2 separate regions of the Homo sapiens genome follow, and region 1 is linked to region 2. The links are chromatin loops, found by intact Hi-C in ENCODE. Cell type or tissue: OCI-LY7. All regions are shown on one strand. Each heading gives the region's core, and the rest is flanking DNA. Links, peaks and the distances in the headings are about the cores only.

Evidence for each region. Hi-C counts contacts between places; a loop is a spot of excess contacts. Peaks named below come from ENCODE experiments on the same cell type or tissue, not always from the same donor. Only the 100,000 strongest peaks of a DNase experiment are listed, where the experiment ranks them.
Region 1: it touches region 2 in a loop (6-fold over the local background); 10 of 110 quality-filtered maps call a loop at or near these places.

The regions. Positions count from the first base shown.
Region 1 is chr2:219,049,167-219,057,485 of GRCh38, forward strand. IHH (Indian hedgehog signaling molecule) reads right to left here. Exons shown (of 3, transcript NM_002181.4): 2 at 8,267-8,319; 3 at 5,258-6,699. The coding sequence ends at 6,041. It overlaps LOC107985987 (a long non-coding RNA gene), which reads right to left and starts at 2,657. Exons shown (of 3, transcript XR_001739887.1): 1 at 2,278-2,657. In OCI-LY7, for the core only: no CTCF peak of the experiment used is centred there; no DNase peak of the experiment used is centred there.
Region 2 is chr2:218,976,384-218,984,702 of GRCh38, forward strand. It overlaps FEV (FEV transcription factor, ETS family member), which reads right to left. Exons shown (of 3, transcript NM_017521.3): 2 at 7,848-7,922; 3 at 4,704-5,873. The coding sequence ends at 5,284. LINC00608 (long intergenic non-protein coding RNA 608) reads left to right here. Exons shown (of 2, transcript NR_024385.1): 1 at 1-1,015; 2 at 1,099-1,539. Among named protein-coding and RNA genes, the nearest start is that of LINC00608, 4.3 kb to the left of the region's middle. RefSeq lists an enhancer at 3,602-3,701. In OCI-LY7, for the core only: CTCF peaks have their summits at 3,785, 3,997 and 5,022; a DNase peak (open chromatin) is centred at 3,828; H3K4me3 peaks cover 540 bases.

The DNA of each region.
Region 1 (8,319 bases), core at 237-8,236, 73 kb after region 2:
GTGCACCTAATCGATAGTAGGTGCATAGTAGATTATGGGAGAAATGGCTGTGGGCAAGGCATTTTCCCTCTTGGGGCCTTGCTTTACTTATCTCTGAAATGTGGGTAATAATTCCCCTATTCTGCTTCCCCATACGGACGAGAGAGCTCTTGAATAGGCTGCAGGGAAGGCCAGCCCAGAGGTCAAACCCTGGCCCAGCTGGGCAGAAGGCCCAGCTGGGGTAGATGGGATGTGCATGCGTGCCAGGCAGCAGGTGTGACTCAGGCCGGTGAGGCACTCAGGGAGGGGCTATATCTACCCAACTGAGCCTTATCAGATCCGGGCTCCCCACCACTTGGCCCCATAAAACAAAGAGGCTTTGAGAACCAGGCTGAGGTGTGGGAGGTGGGGCTGAGCCTCAGAAGGCACAACCACCCAGGGGCCAGAGGGCACAGGCTGGGGAGCTGCCACCACCTACCCTGCCAAGGAGGTTTGCCCTGAAGGGGCGCCCCTCCAGGTGGGAAGCTGGGTCTATGTTCTCCAGAGAAGGCCTCCATTGCTGGAGCCCAGCCTTCTTTGGGGCACTACCCGCTGGGGCATTTCCCTCCAGGCCCTCAACTCCACTCTTGCCATGGGATACAGCATTTCCCTCCCCTACCTCCCATTTTGAAGTCTCCCCTCATCAAACTTCTAGCCCCAACTACACTGGCTCCCAGTCCCTGGGCATGCCCTGAACTTCCCCTCTGTACATCTGCTCCTGATGATACACCCACCTGCCCTTGCCCAAGTCACTCATACCCCTGAAGACCCAGGCCAACACCAACCCCAGGAAGTCTCTGAGCATTGCGCATCCTGCCCCCAGTCCTGTCTAATCACTCTGCACTTCCTCTGGCGTCACACTGTATGTAGCTTCTCTCTGAATCTTCATCCCTGGCAGAATCTGCTGAGCCTGGCAGAAGCCCAGGCCCACCAGGACCAGAATTGATGGTTGTAAAAGTTGTACACTGCACAAGGGCTCTAGGCTGAGGGAGCAGGGGGACTGAAATCCAGACACGCTCTGAAAGCCCCAGCATATACCCTGGGCTAGAGTCTCTTCTAAATGGACTTCCTGCTCCTGGCACCAGACCAGGAGAGCTGCCTTTTCTAGTTGAGTATCCCTGAGGGGGCACTTCTTACTAAATATTTCAATGGAGGGCTCCTATTTCCAGTTCCCACACAGGTGGCATAGGTGCTAGCAGCAGGCTCTGCTGCCTAAAGGACGTGTGCATTGGGTTCAGCCCTTTCCAACACAGGACCACTCACTGTCAGAAGCCATTCCACCCTGAGACCTGTGTCTCTTAGGGAAGATGGCTGAGTGCAGGCCTGCAGGGCTTCCAAAGAGCCATGCCAGCAGTGAGTGGGGCTTTCCAAACAAAAGAGAGAAGGCTGTAAGGCCAGCTTGAGGAAGGGTACTTACGGAGAGGCCCCAGCACAGCCAGATAGGGGAACCAGGGTGCAGTGAGCTTCTATAGAAGGTAACTGGCCCAGGCAGCTCCAGATGCCTCGCAGCCAGGAAGTTCCCCCACTGTGACTCCTGGACCCTGACACTCCAGGTCCTCCCAGGGACCTGTGGACTTAGGCATAGTTCTTGCATTTTGCCTGGACTGGGATAGCAGAGGCTACTCTGAATTTCTTTCCCATGCATTTCCAAGATAGAGCAGAGAGGCAGGCAGACAGAACAGGTGCCTGGAGGGTCCCTTGAACCCCAGTAGACCCTTGGATGACAGGGAGAGAGTATATCTATATAGGAAAGCCCTGGACATCACCCTTACAGGTGCAGCCACTAAAGCCAAAGAAGACCAAGGTTCAAGGTCAAGGATGCTGGTGGTGGGGGAGCTGGATTTCCTACTTAAAACCCCCAAAGTTGACTTGGGCCCTTTTCTCATCCCCCTCGCTCATCCAACCCTGGCTTCCATCCTGGCCATTCTATTGCCTAAGTATCTACAATCCATCACCTTCTTTATGACCCTAGAGCCACTTCCCTGGTCTAGGACACCAACTCCCCAGTAGTGCTTCCATGATTGTCCTCTCTGGTCTGCCCTCCATACTGTAGCCAGATGAGCTTTTGGAAGCAACCTAGTCATGAGCTTCCCCTGTTTGAGGGCCCCTGGGATTGAGTCCTATTGCGTGCAACACAGGCTCTGTGTCATCTGCCTCCTGCCTACCTCTCCACTTTGGCTTTTGCCAAGCCCACGTGACCCACATAGCTTTACCATGCTGGCCTAATGGTGGTTCCTCTAAGCCCTCAAGCCCCCAAACCTTTTATTTAACTATGTCCTTAGCCTGGATCTCTTCCACATGCCTGCCAGGAAAACTCCTTCTTGCCCCATTTGTAGCATCCTCGTCTTCAGGAAGTCTTCCTAGTCACCAGCCACTCCATGGTGCTTCAGTAGCCACTGTGAGGATGTCAGCCACAGCAGTTAGTGCACCATGTGGATATCCCTGTCTCCCACACTTCTCCCTCCCAACTTAGGAGTTTACTGAGGGCAGGCACTGCCTCTTTTCCCCAACTCAGGCACAGTGCCTGACATGGAGTGGCATCCATTAACATTGACTATGAGATTGGCCGGCCGCGGTGGCTCACGTCTGTAATCTCAGCACTTTGGGAGGCTGAGGTGGGCAGATCATTTGAGGCCAGGAATTTGAGACCAGCCTGGCCAACATGGCAAAACCCCATCTCTACTAAAAATACAAAAAATTAACTGGGTTTGGTATGGCACACGCCTGTAATCCCAGCTACTCGGGAGGCTGAGGCAGGAGAATTGCTTGAACCTAAGGCAGAGGCTGCAGTGAGCCGAGATCTTGCCACTGCACTCCATCCTGGGTGACAGAATGAGACCCTGTCTCAAAAAATAAATAAAATAAAATAAAATAAGCATTGACTATGAGCGAACATCACAGTTCTGGATGCAGCAGCCTTGGGGGCTAAGCTTGGGCCCAAGTGGAGAAGCAGGCATTGGATCTGCACTGCCTGGGTCTGGGTGGTGCAAATGACCCTCCTCTGGGTCTCAGCACTGTACAGAGGATGGGAGAGATTTGGGCCACCACACTGCAGATGTGAAAGATGATCTCCAGACTGTCTCCTTGTTTCTTCATATCTGGGCCCAGAATTCCAGGAAAAGCTGTAGGGTCTCACTCCCACCCCAAATTTGTTCTTTTGAGGGCCTGAATTCGTACAAAGTTCTTTGCTGAATCTTTGCAATCTTTGTCTGAAGAATGAATTTGTTCCCTGAGGAGGCCCATCTAGAACAGAAAGGTCTAAGGACACCAAATGGCTCTGTGTCTGCTGGACCACATGTGCCCAACCCCAGCAGGAGAGGCATCCCCCCACTCCTTCCTCCATGAGCTGGAGAGTCATCTACTGCATGCATCCACACTCACCAACAACTTGTCACCACAATCTGATCTCCCAGGTAGAATGTCTACATGGAGAGAATGTGTGAATGAATGGACAAGAGCATCTTGACCTTGGCCTGTTATTTCTCACTGTGAATGAGTTCATGAACATTTTGGTCCCTGTGAGCCTGGTCAGTAAGAGTCTGCCACAGAGAGATGGGTCCACTCTAGATGTGTTGACAAAGCAGATTTCCAGACCTCAAATGCTGAGTGCGACCTACCAGAGAGAACCTGAGTTCCCCAGGGGAAAAGCTTGGGGATAAAAACAATGGACCCAAGAGCCAGTCTGGAAGGATTCAAATTCTGCTTCTGTCGCTTCTTGTGTACTCCTGGGCAAGTTTCTTAACCTCCCTGTGCCTCTGTGTTCTTTTCTGGAAAGTGGTAATATTAAATAAAGTACACACCACATAGGGTCATTATGAGCACTAAGTGGCCTACTGAGTGTAAAGATCTAGAATAATGCCTAGCAATGGTTAGTCATCAAAAATGATAGCAGTTATCAGTACAGCCAGTGGGGCCCTATTTCTCCAGATGACACAGACCCCAGAATAATGGTTTTCTCTGGCATTTTCTTCAGTGGATGTGAGGACAGGGTAAACTAAGAGTCTGAACAGTCATCCCCACCACTTTCAACACAGACATCTGTGTAAAAGGGCAGAGCCTGGGCAGTGGCACACTTCAACAACTGGCTCCCCAAGGTGGGGGGAAACCCTAATTGGTAGTCTCTGCCAGTTTCCAGAGTTCTATGGCCACTGTGCCTATTTCAACTGACTCACAAAACTCCTGAAAATTTTGTACCACTGGACCTAGAATCTCAGCTTATCTATAGCGAGTATAGAAAAACTTGCCTTGGGATGGAGAGATGGAGGGAAAGTAAAGAAGGGGGTCATGCTGTCTTGGCAGTAAACCAGGCCTCCTCTGGACTAAGCAGCAGTTCTTGAGTGTGGCCCATGGACCATCTGCCATGTTTGGGGTGTTTGCAAAACTAAGCTCCTGGGCTTTGCACTGGATCTATTAAAGTGGAATCCTGGGCCGGGCGTGGTGGCTCCTGCCTGTAATCCCAGCACTTTGGGAGGCTGAGGTGGGTGGATCACAAGGACATGAGATCGAGACCATCCTGGCTAACACGGTGAAACCCCGTCTCCAGTAAAAATACAAATAAAAATTAGCCAGGCATGGTGGCGTGTGCCTGTAGTCCCACCTACTCAGGAGGCTGAGGCAGGAGAATGGTGTGAACCCAGGAGGCAGAGATTGCAGTGAGCCAAGATTGCGCTACTGCACTCCAGCCTGGCCAATAGAGTAAGACTCTGTCTCAAAAAAAAAAAAAAAAAAAAAAGTGGAATCCTGGAAGTGGGGCCAGGAATCATCTTTAAACAAGCTTCCCAGGTGATCCTGACATTTGAGAACTGCTAGATTAGGGATCTCTGACCTGTCCGAGAAGTCAGAATAGCCCACAAGACAACGTGAATTTTACAGAATCTTTTCACACTGTGGTCCATTACCAACAGGGAAGAGTCAGAAGCCCAGGCCCTGAGAGCACAAGGGCATGGTTATAGATGAGTAAGGTGACCATGGACTAGTCAACTCTGTTCTCTCTCGGGTCCATCCTTGTTTGGGGTAAATGGTGAGGTCAGTGTGGGAAGGTCCTGCCCTGTGCAGAGCACAGCTCTCTGTAGGGGCTTTGCAGAGCTACTGGGTGGGAATGGACCTGCAGTGAGGGTGGGAGGCCTGGAGTTTTTGTCCTTGGAGGAAGGTGAGCCAGGCCTCTCCGAGGAGGGGAGAAAACCCTGGACACAACCTTCCAGGGCTCCAAACTATCTGTGAGCATCCTGGACTCTGTGGCTCTAACAACTTAAATAATTTTTATTACAAAAGGAAGAAAAGACCAAAACATCCCCAAAATTCTCCCATGGGCTTCCCCCTCCACTCCAATAAATAAGGTATGGGAGACTGACCGGCGGAGGGGGTGGGGATCATGGTTCAGCAGAAGGGGGAGCTTAGCCGGGGGGGTGGCAAGCACATCCAACCCACCTCCCCCAGTCCCCGGCACTACGGTCACATTGGCCAGAACACAGAACTCTGCCCACAGACAGCAACAGTCTCTGGATGTGTCTTGAGGAGTGTGGCCGGGGAGGAATGTCATACCTCAGAATGGCCGGGATGGCTGCCCCACCCCTGTGGCCTTCCCAGTTCTGGACAGCATCGGGTCCAGCCAGATCCATGCTGGCTCCCAGGGAATTTAGCAGCATCAACTGAGGCGCAAGCCCACCCAAAGGGGCCTAAGATGGATGGAATGGGCCCTCCCCAATGGGGGAGGCAGAGTATGAAAACTCGTAGTGAGAGCAGGCTGAGTTGGGAGTCGCCGTGCCAGCCTCAAGGTCTCTAGGAGAGAGGGGTCAACAACCATCCCCTCGCCAGCTCAGCTTGCAGCTCTATGACTACACCACGACGGGGGTGGGGGACGCTGGTGTTGCCCAGTCAAGTCTCAATGGTGTATCTTCATGGCAGAGGAGATGGCAGGAGCCAGTGTCCCCCAGCTCAGGTCCCTTCCAGGGCCAGCTCCCTCCTGGCTGAGAGGCTTCTGGACCCAGTACAGCAGTTCCAGGAGGGCAGCGGTGGAGTCCTTTCAGCTCCCTGCCCCGGACATGCCCAGTGGGTGGAAGCTGCCCTCTTCTAGCAGGAGACGCCCCAGGCGGTAGAGCAGCTGGGGGTACCAATGCACACCCTCCCCCGGAGTCCAGCTGCCCCATGCCAAGCTGTGAAAGAGTCTCAGGGGCCAGAAGGCCAACTGAGCCAGGTGGTGGTCAGCCACGGCCGCGAAGCAGGATGCCACCACATCCTCCACCACCAGTGTCCCATGCTTTGTGAGCGGGGCGTAGGCCCCGAGGGCCACGTGTGTAGAGACAGCTGCCACGCGGGCAGGCTGCAGGCCTGGCACCCCAGCCACCAGCACGTACTGGCCAGGCTGCACGTGGCTGGCAAATGTGGCCCGGAAGCGGGCTGCCGGCTCCGTGTGATTGTCAGCCGTAAAGAGCAGGTGAGCGGGTGTGAGTGCCAGGCGGCGTGGGGGGTCCTGAGTCTCGATGACCTGGAAGGCTCTCAGCCTGTGAGGCTCGCGGTCCAGGAAAATGAGCACATCGCTGAAGGTGGGGCTCCCATCCTCCCCCATGGCCAGCACACGGTCTCCCGGCCTCACGGCTGACAAGGCCACACGCGCCCCACTCTCCAGGCGTACCTGGGCTCCGGCAGGGAAGCAGCCGCCCGTCTTGGCTGCGGCCGAGTGCTCTGTGGGAGAAAGGGACATGAAGGTGTTACTGCTGTGCAGCTCAGCCTCCTGGTCACAACGACCCTCCCTTGGCCACCCCAGCCAGCCAGAGCTCCTCTTGCTCCCAGAGAGCCCCCGTCACCATATCCCAGCTCCTGCCCCCCACTTCCTATGCAGGCTTGAACCCATACTTCACTGCCCCCATCCCCTTACTCCAATGTGATCTTCTGTGACCCCCCTCCCCAGCCTAATACCTTGCCAAGGAGCATAGTGGGGCTCCAAGACCCAGTGGATGAGAAGGAAAGGGCTACCTCATGGAAGGGGGAGGTTGCTTAGCTCCTCCGAGGCCTAGATGTTCTGTTATTTCTCACCCCTTGCTCAGACACTTCCCAAAAATTGCCCTCTCAGGCTGACTCCCCAGGTTCTGTAACAGAGCTGGACCTTTGAATGTAGGGATGTGAGAGGAGCCCACCCAGTGGGGCAAAGGCAGACTCCTGGGCAGCCTCGGAGTGAATGTTTGGGTCAGGGGCAGGCCAGGGGCGAGGACACAGTCACCATCTTCAGTTCACATGCTGAGTCCCTGTGCAGGGACAGAACACTGCGGCATCAGCAGGTGAGCTGGAGAACAGTGTTTGGGGGTCAGGAGTAATGAATGGAAGTGGTTGTCGTGGGTCAATGTTTGCAGTGAAGGGTGGATGGGCCTTGCAGTAGACACAGTTGGCAGGGGAAGTATTGAGTGGAAGGTTCAGGGTGTGGTTGTGGGTCAGGGTAGGGTCAGGAATATCAAAATGTGGGCCTGGGCTCAGTGTGCGGGTCTATGAGAGTGCAACTATTACACGCTGCCAGTGTGAAAGGCTGAGCCGGCAGCCAGGTGGGGCTTGGCTGGGAGCCACACAGGAACCATTTGGAGCCTCCATGGCTGGGTTCAGTGTAGGTGACAGGGTGCTGACAAGACTTGAGGGAGGGGTGAGGCCCCAGTGCCTGCCAATTCTGATCAACAATGCGGCCAATCTGGGAAAATCCACTTTATTGAGTCCACTTTGTTTAGTCTGGCTCTCCTGGCTGGCTTTGCCCCAAAATGTCCAGCTTCAGGGCACAGGGGGAGAGGTTGGGGACGCCTGCGCCCCAGGGAGGGCTGACCTGCAGCTGGGTGGTGGGTTCTGAGCCTCTGGGCTCCTGGTCAGGCATGCAGGTGTCTGGGCATACCCCGGCTCCTGGCCCCACCACCCGCCTTGTTCTGTGCCAGGTGGGGTGGGGAGGCCTTGTCTGGCAGCCTGGCTTCCTCCATCTGTCCAGCTTGCTCTGTCTTGCACCTCCTGTGGCAGGCTCTGGACTGTGGGCCACCAGGTCAGCACCCAGCAGCCCTGGGACAGGGCCCTATCGCCCTAGGCTCCTACCATGACACTGCCAGGCATGGGATGAGCAGGCAGTCACGGTCAGGAGCAGCCTTGGAGAGCGCCGCTGATGTCCTCTTCCCCCGGATCCCTGCCTCCATCCCCGGGCGGGCTCTTCACCTTCTCGGCACTACTCCTCCTGCCCATGCCCTGCGGCCCCGGCCCCGGGCCCAGCCCCCCGGCGGCGGCTCACCGGACTTGACGGAGCAATGCACGTGGGCCTTTGACTCGTAATACACCCAGTCA
Region 2 (8,319 bases), core at 226-8,225:
ATAGTGTGTGGAGCTTAGTTGCACAGAGCGCATGTTACTGGAGGAGATATGGGTCTGTGTCATCCTGCATGGGAATGATCCTAAAAACAAAGTGATCAGTGACTGCTCAGGACTGTGGAAAGGTCACTTGGAGCAGTGGGAAAAGGTCTGGCAGAGGAATAAGAAGATACAGGTCTTAGAACAAGCCCTGGGACTTCAACCAAGTCATTTAACATCTGGGGCCTTCGTTTATTTATCCTCCCAGCAGATAAAGCAATACCTGCCCTGTCTTCCTAACCTTGGAGGGGTCAAAAAAGTGATGGGTGTGAAAGCATTTTGTAAACTGTAGTGCAAGCATACGGCAGGGGAGTGAACCATACTTTCACTAGCGACTTGAATGAGGTGATAAAGAAAAGGCTCAGAACTTCAGAAAATGCAAGAGGGGCTTGACCCTGGATTGGCAGAGGAAAGCAATGGTGGGATCGATACCTTGGAGAGCCAAGGACCAAGGGGTTAAGGGTCCATGAGGACAGGCCTGGATCATCAGGAAGCTGAGTGTGGTAAGACTGTGGCTTCTTCAGGGATTGGGTGGAGTACAGTCCTGCCAAGACCACAGTAACTCAGGGCTTGGAGACATCACAAAGGCAGGGGCTCCTAGAGCTGAGATAATCTGGAGAAGAGGATACCCATCTACTGCATTCTGAGATTGGGTTCGACCTGTAGGTCATCTTGGATAGACGTTTTCCAGCTCTTCTTTTTTTTTTTTTTTGGAACAGAGAGAACCTAATTGACCCTTAAAGTTCCACAGAGCAGAGTTTGCAAATCTCTGGTTCAGCCTTATTATTTAAATGAGAGGAGAATGAAATCCCAGAAAAGAGATGTGATTATGTGAAGGTCACACAGCAAGTTAGTTGCCAAGCTGCAACTGGAACTCAGAATTTCTGGTTCCCAGTTCTATATCTTAGCCTCCCAAACTGGCTATGTGGACAGGAAAGAACAGAGTAATGGGGTGAGCTTTAAGGATGCAATTTCATAGGTAAGAAGATCCCTTAATCTAACAATATCTCCCCCAGCTCCCCAACAATGACTAAAATCCCCCCTTTATTGACTCCTTCACAGGATTCCAAGAGTCTCAAGGTTAGAGAAGTCGCCTAGTCCACCTCCCCTCTCTGCTTCTCACAGAAGGGTCTGCTGAACACTCTGGTGACAGAGAACTCACCCAACATGTTCCATGGCAGAGGCTTTTCATTAGATCAAGGTGACATCTGTTTTACTGGAGCTTCCAACCACGTGTCCCAATACTGCCCTTAGTCACAGGCATCCAGGTCCTCTCTCTCAGGACAGCACTTTGAATAAATGAGGACAGCTCCCATCCCCCTTTCTCCCAGTTGACTTTCCAGAAACATCTCATATTGTTGTTGGCTTTCCACCATTTTTCCTCTTCACTTCCTGGGCCTACTACTACACTGTGTGTCCTCCACTTGGTCTCTTCCTGAAAGCAACACTGTGCACAATGTTCCTGGGGGCAGACTTATTAAACCAAGTGGACCACTTCCTTCATCTTAGGTGTCACAGCTCCATCAATGCATCCTCAAATCACAATGATTTTTCTGCACTTCACCCTACAGGTTCCTATTTAACGTTACATTGGCTAGGACATTACTCATTTACACACAGGCTCTGCTGAGCCCCATCTTTGCCAAGACTCTGACTTCTGTTGTTTCATTTAAAGATGTAAGAACAGGGCCTCACAGTTCTTCCTAAGGAATTTTACTTTGTGGCTGGGTGCGGTGGCTCACACCTGTAATTCCAGCACTTTGGGAGGCCAAGTCAGGTGGATGACTTGAGGTCAGGAGTTCGAGACCAGCCTGGCCATCATGATGAAACCCCACCTCTACTAAAAATACAAAAATTAGCCGGGTGTGGTGGCAAGCACCTATATCCCAGCTACTTGGCAGGTTGAGGCAGGAGAATCGCTTGAGCCCGGGAGGCAGAGGTTGCAGTGAGCCGAGATCATTGCACTCCAGCCTGGGCAACAGAGTGAGACTCCATCTCAAACAAACAAACAAACAAAAAACAAAAACAACACAAAACAACAACAACAAAAACCAGAAATTTTACTTTGCTACATTCAGCCCATAATTTTTAGCAACCCAGATCTTTCTGGATCCTGGCTGTATCTTCTCAGTGTGTTTCTTCTTCCTCCCAGTTTCCTGACCCCTGCAAATAGGGCTGTAAAGAGGCTCTCTGATGCTGCACCCCCTCCCTCATTGCCACCATGCAAATCACAGAGGACCCCCACCAGGCCAGACTGGCTCACCTGCTTGATGAATGCACCAGCCCACTCTCCCATCCGGGGAGGCCTGTCGGGCATAATGATGTGGAACATACTTGTTTTCTATTCAGCTACGAAAGCAGGGTATTATCAAATTTTAAAAGGCATCGGCCAGGCACTGTGGCACATACCTGTAAAACCAGGCACTTTGGGAGGCCAAAGTGGGTGGATCGCTTGAGCCCAGGAGTTCAAGACCAGCCTGGGCAACATGGCAAAACCCCGTCCCCTCTGCAAAACACACAAAAATTAGCTGGGGATGGTGGCACAGGCCTGTAGTCTCAGTTTCTCGGGAAGTTGAAGTGGAAGGATCACTTGAGCCCGAGAGGCGGAGGTTGCAGTGAGCTGAAATCCCACCACTGCACTCGGCCTGGCAGCCTGGGCAACAGAGAGAGACACTGCCTCAAAAAAAATAAATAAAAGGCATCGAGAAAAGAAAGGGAGGAAGGGAGGATTTTGACAAAAAATTATCAATAGTAACAGTGGCGTCTGTGTAACAGGACTATAGGTTTGGCTTTTTTATTTATTTATTTATTTATTTTTTTGATGGAATCTTGCTCTGTCGCCCAGGCTGGAGTGCAGTGGTGCGATCTCGGCTCACTGCAACCTCTGCCTCCCGGTTCAAGCGATTCTCCTGCCTCAGCCTCCCAAGTAGCTGGGACTACAGGCGCCCGCCACCACGCTCGGCTAATTTTTTGTATTCTTAGTAGAGACGGGGTTTCACTGTGTTAGCCAGGAGGGTCTCGATCTCCTGACCTCCTGATCCGCCTGCCTCGGCCTCCCAAAGTGCTGAGATTACAGGCGTGAGCCACCGCGCCTGGCCCCTTCATGCGTTTTTACACGCTTCATCCAACCAATAGTTCATGGAGGCCTTAGGTGTGTGTTTCCAAATTTTCTATGCTGAGTGTGTGTTCTTTGGAAAACCAGAAAAAATAAAGCGAAAAATAAAATGAAAATGAATAAAGACTCTTTCCCTGGCAAAATTCTTTGGGAAGGGGCGTCAGGCCCACCCCACACCCCCAACTGCTCAGCCTCCCGCCTGCATTGCCCCTTCCTGTGCCCAAGAAGAGGTGTGCGCGTGGAAAAGAATAGCCAGGACAGAGGGGGAAAGGAGAGCCAGGGGCTTGCCTTGAGGAGCAGTTGCCTTGAGGTTGGGGACTGTCCCTTTAGGCACCTTCCCCAGTGTTGTTTTCCTCTAAGCGAAGGCGTTTAAAAACGAATAGAACTTAAGGGCAGTGGCCCTGGTGGGAGGGCGCAGTATTCAGAAGGGCCTCTAGGTGGTGAGGAAAGGGGCCCAGCCAGGAGAATAATCCACTCGACCCGCTTCCCAGGCTTCCAGAGGTCAGACCTGGGATGCAGCGTTCCCCTTTTCACCCTCCTCTCTGAGGGCCAAAGGAGACCTGGAGACGACTGGGTCCTGCAGTCCTCAGTCTGGCCAGGCACTTGCGGTTTGCACTGCGCGGCGCACAAAATCCTCCCCGGCTTAGGTACAAAGCTCTCCCCAGCGTACCCTCCTCCGACCAGCAGAGGGCGCGCACCGCCCGCGAGAAGGAGGTGCAGGAGCTAGACTCCGAGGGGAGGCTGCGAGCCGCAAGCGCAGGAGCCGGGTGGGAGAGAGACCCCTTCTTCTGCAAATGAGGAGGCCGAGCAGAAGAAAGACGGCGACAGATGTTGGGGGGAGGGGACGGTTTGTGAGGGATAGGGAGAGAAAGTCTAAGTGAGAGCAGGACGAGGAGGGGAGGGTGGTTGGGGAAGGGGATGAAATAAAGTGGCTGAGGGAAGGCTGAGGTGGGGTGAAGCTCCGCCAGGAGGGATGAAGGTCGGGATGAGGTGAGGGGCGGGTGGAAGGGTGGGTGAGATGAGGGGGTGGGGTGCGCGTGCGTATTGGGATAAGATGGGGTGAGGGGCGGGTGGAAGGATGGGCGAGAGGGGGAAGATGTGATGTGGGTGCCTGTTAGGATGGGGTGGGGTGAGGGGCGGGTGGAAGGGTGGGTGAGATGGGGAGGGTTGGGTGGGGTGGGAGTGGGGGTTGGGTGCCTACTGGGATGGGGTGGGGTGAGGGTTGGGTGGAAGGGTGGGTGAGATGGGGAGGGTGGGGTGCGGGTGTCTGCTGGGACGGAAGTAGGGATAGAGTGGGGTGAAGGGCAACCGGAAGGGAGTGAGGTGAGCTGGGGTCGCCTGGCAGGGTGGGTATGAGGCAAGGCGGCTCCCTCGGGCTGAGCCCACCATCCAGGCCTCTCGCTGCCTGCGGGCGGCGCCCAAGCCCGCGCCACCCTCCTTCTCGGGACGTTTTCCTTGGCAGTTCTCTGCTCAGGCCCGAGATGAGCCTCTCCCTGCTTTCCCCTAACCACGGGTTCTGGCGCAGCAAAGAACAGAGAGAGAGGAGGCAGCGGAGAGCTCAGGAGCTTTAATGGGGCTGAAAGGGTCAGAAACACACCGGGAGTTTCTCCTGGGAGTGTGGGGACAGGAGGAAGGGGGCCGTGTGTCACGGAGGACGGTGGCTTTCACCAAACCTGCTCAGGTCCCAGGAAGGAGGACCGTGAGAGGCCTCCACGTGCTGAGGTGGGAGCAGTTCCTTGGGGAAGAGCAAAAGTGGGAAAAGATTTGGCACTCGTTAAAGAGTAGTGATATTGAATGGGGCTTCTAGGAGCCAGGCGGAAATGCACTGGAGTGGTGGGGAGACAAGAGAGGTCCACAAATCCCCTCCGGGACCTGGAGACCTAGAAGAAAAAAAGTGAAAGAGGGCGCACATCGCCCTCCTCAGGGGACTGCGGGGTGGGACAGGAGCAAATCTAGTACCAGACAAGGATTGAGGGAGCTTCGGTCCCGTCCCCCTGCTAAGTGCGGCAGGTGGAGTAAACTCTGGATTAGAGGACGGTTGACGGAGGCTCCCGGGCCCTCCCCGGGATGCCGATGGGATCGGGCGAGACTCTAGGCGTGCGGGCGAGGCCGCAGGCACCCGACCGCCCCGTCTAGTGGTAATGGCCCCCCAAGTGCGAGGCTGCGGCCACGGCCCCGAAGGGCCCGGGCGGGGGCTGCAAGCTGGGACTGGGGTAGAGCGCGGCGGTGGCGGCGGCAGCGGTGGCGGCGGGGCCCGGGCCCGGCCAGTAGGAGAAGCCGGCGGGCGCGACCCCGGCCGAGGCGGCCATGAGGTTGAGTTTGGAGAGGCCGGGGAAGGGCAGCGGGGCGAGGCCGGCGGGCAGCTTGTAGAGCGCGCCGTCCTGGGCGGCCGCGGCGGCGGCAGCAGCTGCGGCGGCGGCATGAGCGTGCGCGGGCGGCGGCTGGCAGGCCTGCGCCAGGCCCTGGAAGTCGAAGCGGTAGGCGTAGCGCTTGCCATGCACCTTGCTCATGATGTTCTTGTCGTAGTAGTAGCGCAGGGCGCGGCTCAGCTTGTCGTAGTTCATGTTGGGCTTGCTCTTGCGCTCGCCCCACCGCCGCGCCACCTCGTCCGGGTCCGTGAGCTTGAACTCGCCGTGACCGCCCTCCCACGCGATGCAGCCGGCGTTCGCGCGGTCAGCCAGCAGCTCCAGCAGAAACTGCCACAGCTGGATCTGTCCGCTGCCTGTGGGGAGGGGGGCGGTCAGCCACAGGCGGGAGCGGGGAGGCGGGAACTGGGGAAGAGTGCTGGCGGGAAACTGACCCACCCCGGCAGGAACCGGCACTGGGGGAGGAAAAGTGCAAGTCAAACTGCAGCTGCGTTCGGCGGGAGAGGCCGGCCCCGGAGGGGCTGATCAGCAGAGTGGTGTGTAGCCTTACCGCGCTTTTGCACAATGGAAATGCGGCTTCCACTGAAGAGCACGTAGCTTTCCAGATGCACGGTTTTGTGGAACTTGGGGGTTGGGGGGAAGGGGAAGCATTGCCTCCCCCCACGTGAGCGCAGCGGCGCACCAAGGCACTTGGCTTTCCAAGGCGAGCAAGGACAGATATCCGCCGCCACTCTCCATCTCAGCCGGGCGCCCTTATTTAGGGAAAAGACGCACAACCGTACAGGGCGGCCTTGGGCAGAATGATCGGACTGCCCCATCCCAGCTGGACCACATCCAGAGGTGGGAAGGGACAGGCGTGCAGCAGGACGACCCCAACCACTGCTGGACAAGGCCCAGCTAGTCCCGAGTCCCCAAAGACGTAGTTGGACAGGCTACTCCTGAGGTGGAGTGGTGGCTGGCTCCCTTGGGACACCACATCCGACAGGAGTAGGAACGAACAGTGGCCCCCTATACGTGACAGGAGGGGCAAGCTCTCATGGGCTCACTATCCTAGCCACCTTCGGGTGCGCAGGCCTCTGCGCTGGCCCTGAGAATTTGGCCTCTTATTTTCGGAACAGGCGGGATTCCCTGCCTACGAAGGTGCCATAGTTCTCGGGGCCTGATGAACAACTCTGAGGAGGGGAACGGACCGAGCAGCTGTTGTGCTTGGCTACCAACCTCCTCCTGTCTTTGTGTGATCTCCCTCCGAATTCGGTTGCTGGAGGCAGCAAGGAGGTTTTTCCAGGATATGCGAGTGGTTAGAGAGTGGGGTCCCAGAATTCCTGCTCCCCTGTCTTGGAGCCTCAAGCAGACAGGCAGAGAAAAATCCCGATACAATTACCCCCACTCCCTTTTAGAATAAAACGGATTTTCCTCAAAGTGGTCTGCTTACTGCCTCAAATATAGTCTTTTGAACCCCTCTTACTTTTTCAGCCACTGGCTTAGAATCCAGACGCTACCCTTCCCCATAATTTCAATCCCAATCCCTTCAAGCCAGCCCAGCAAAGAGCTTCCTGGTTTCTGGTCCCCAGAGTTAAGTTTTAGGGTCAGAAGCAAGGGAAGGTTTGGGTACAAAGGTGCACCTGGCACCAAAGGCGGAGCAACCTCAGCGGCTTGGATGACCGTTCCTGTTGGGCATAGTTTCCTTCTGGATAAAACAGTCGCCAACCTCGTTTTTGTGGTTTCTGTCTCTTGGTGAGATCTAGGGTAACGACTGAGATGGGGACTGTGGGGAGACGCTGCTTGAAGAGCCAGCCGTCAAAAGGGTAATTTAGCGACTACCCGTGGAGCGCTGGTGGTGAACCTGGGAATCAATTGCAATCGTCTGGCAGAGTTGGCCAGCAGAGATCAGCCGGCGTGAGTCAGCGCCGGAGGGTGAAGCAGGTGGCAGTAGCCAGGGTCTAGTGATTGGGAAGCCCGCTGTGTTTGGGGAGTAATTCCCCCGGTTCCATTGCCGGCTGGTGCTGCGGCCTTGAGCTCCTACTACCAGCAGGGAAAGGACGCTAAGTGTCCCAGCCCCTGCCCCAAAGCCTGGAAAACCATACACAGCAGCAAAAGGGCCTGGGGCTGGGATCCTCTCCATCTGCCTTGGCCTGCAACTCTTTTCCTGGTGCTCAGGAGATGCAGGAGCCAAAAACCAAGTGACTGTCTTCCCAAGGCCTCCGCACAACCAGGCCAGGACTCCGGGCTTCAGTGTGAACCCTGGGTCCACACTGCTCCCACCTACTGTCCGCCTGTGCCCTGACCCCAACCAACCTCGCCTCCGCCGCCCAGCGCGCCGGCCATCTCACCTTTCTGAACCGCGGGGCTCAGCGGCCCCCAGCTCGGGTTCTTCCCGTCCTTGAAGAGACCGTCTCCGACGGGATCTGCAAGCAGCAGAAGAAAAGAATCAGGAGAACCCCGGGCGGAAGTTGTGGGCTTGACAAAAGGGCCCCGGGCCAAGGCTTAAGGGGGGTGCTGTGGTCCCCAGGCGCGAGGCTGGGGGCCCGGGCCACCCGGCTCCTCCTCCCGGAGCCTGGTCCAGGCGCGCTGCGCGGAGCCCCTCCATAGAGCCCAAGTCAGGAAACGCGTCCAGGAAAAAGGAAATCCGCTTTCCGAAGGGGCCGGCTGGAGCCTTATAAAGCCGAGCGGGGAACTGCGCCAGCCGAGCTGGAGCGCGAAGAGAAGAGGAGGGTGCCTGGAGGGCCGGCCTGAAGCTCGTAGCAGGAAGGTGAGGAGCCGTGAGAGCGCAGGGGAGACGCCCGCGGACCACAGCCTTCTGGT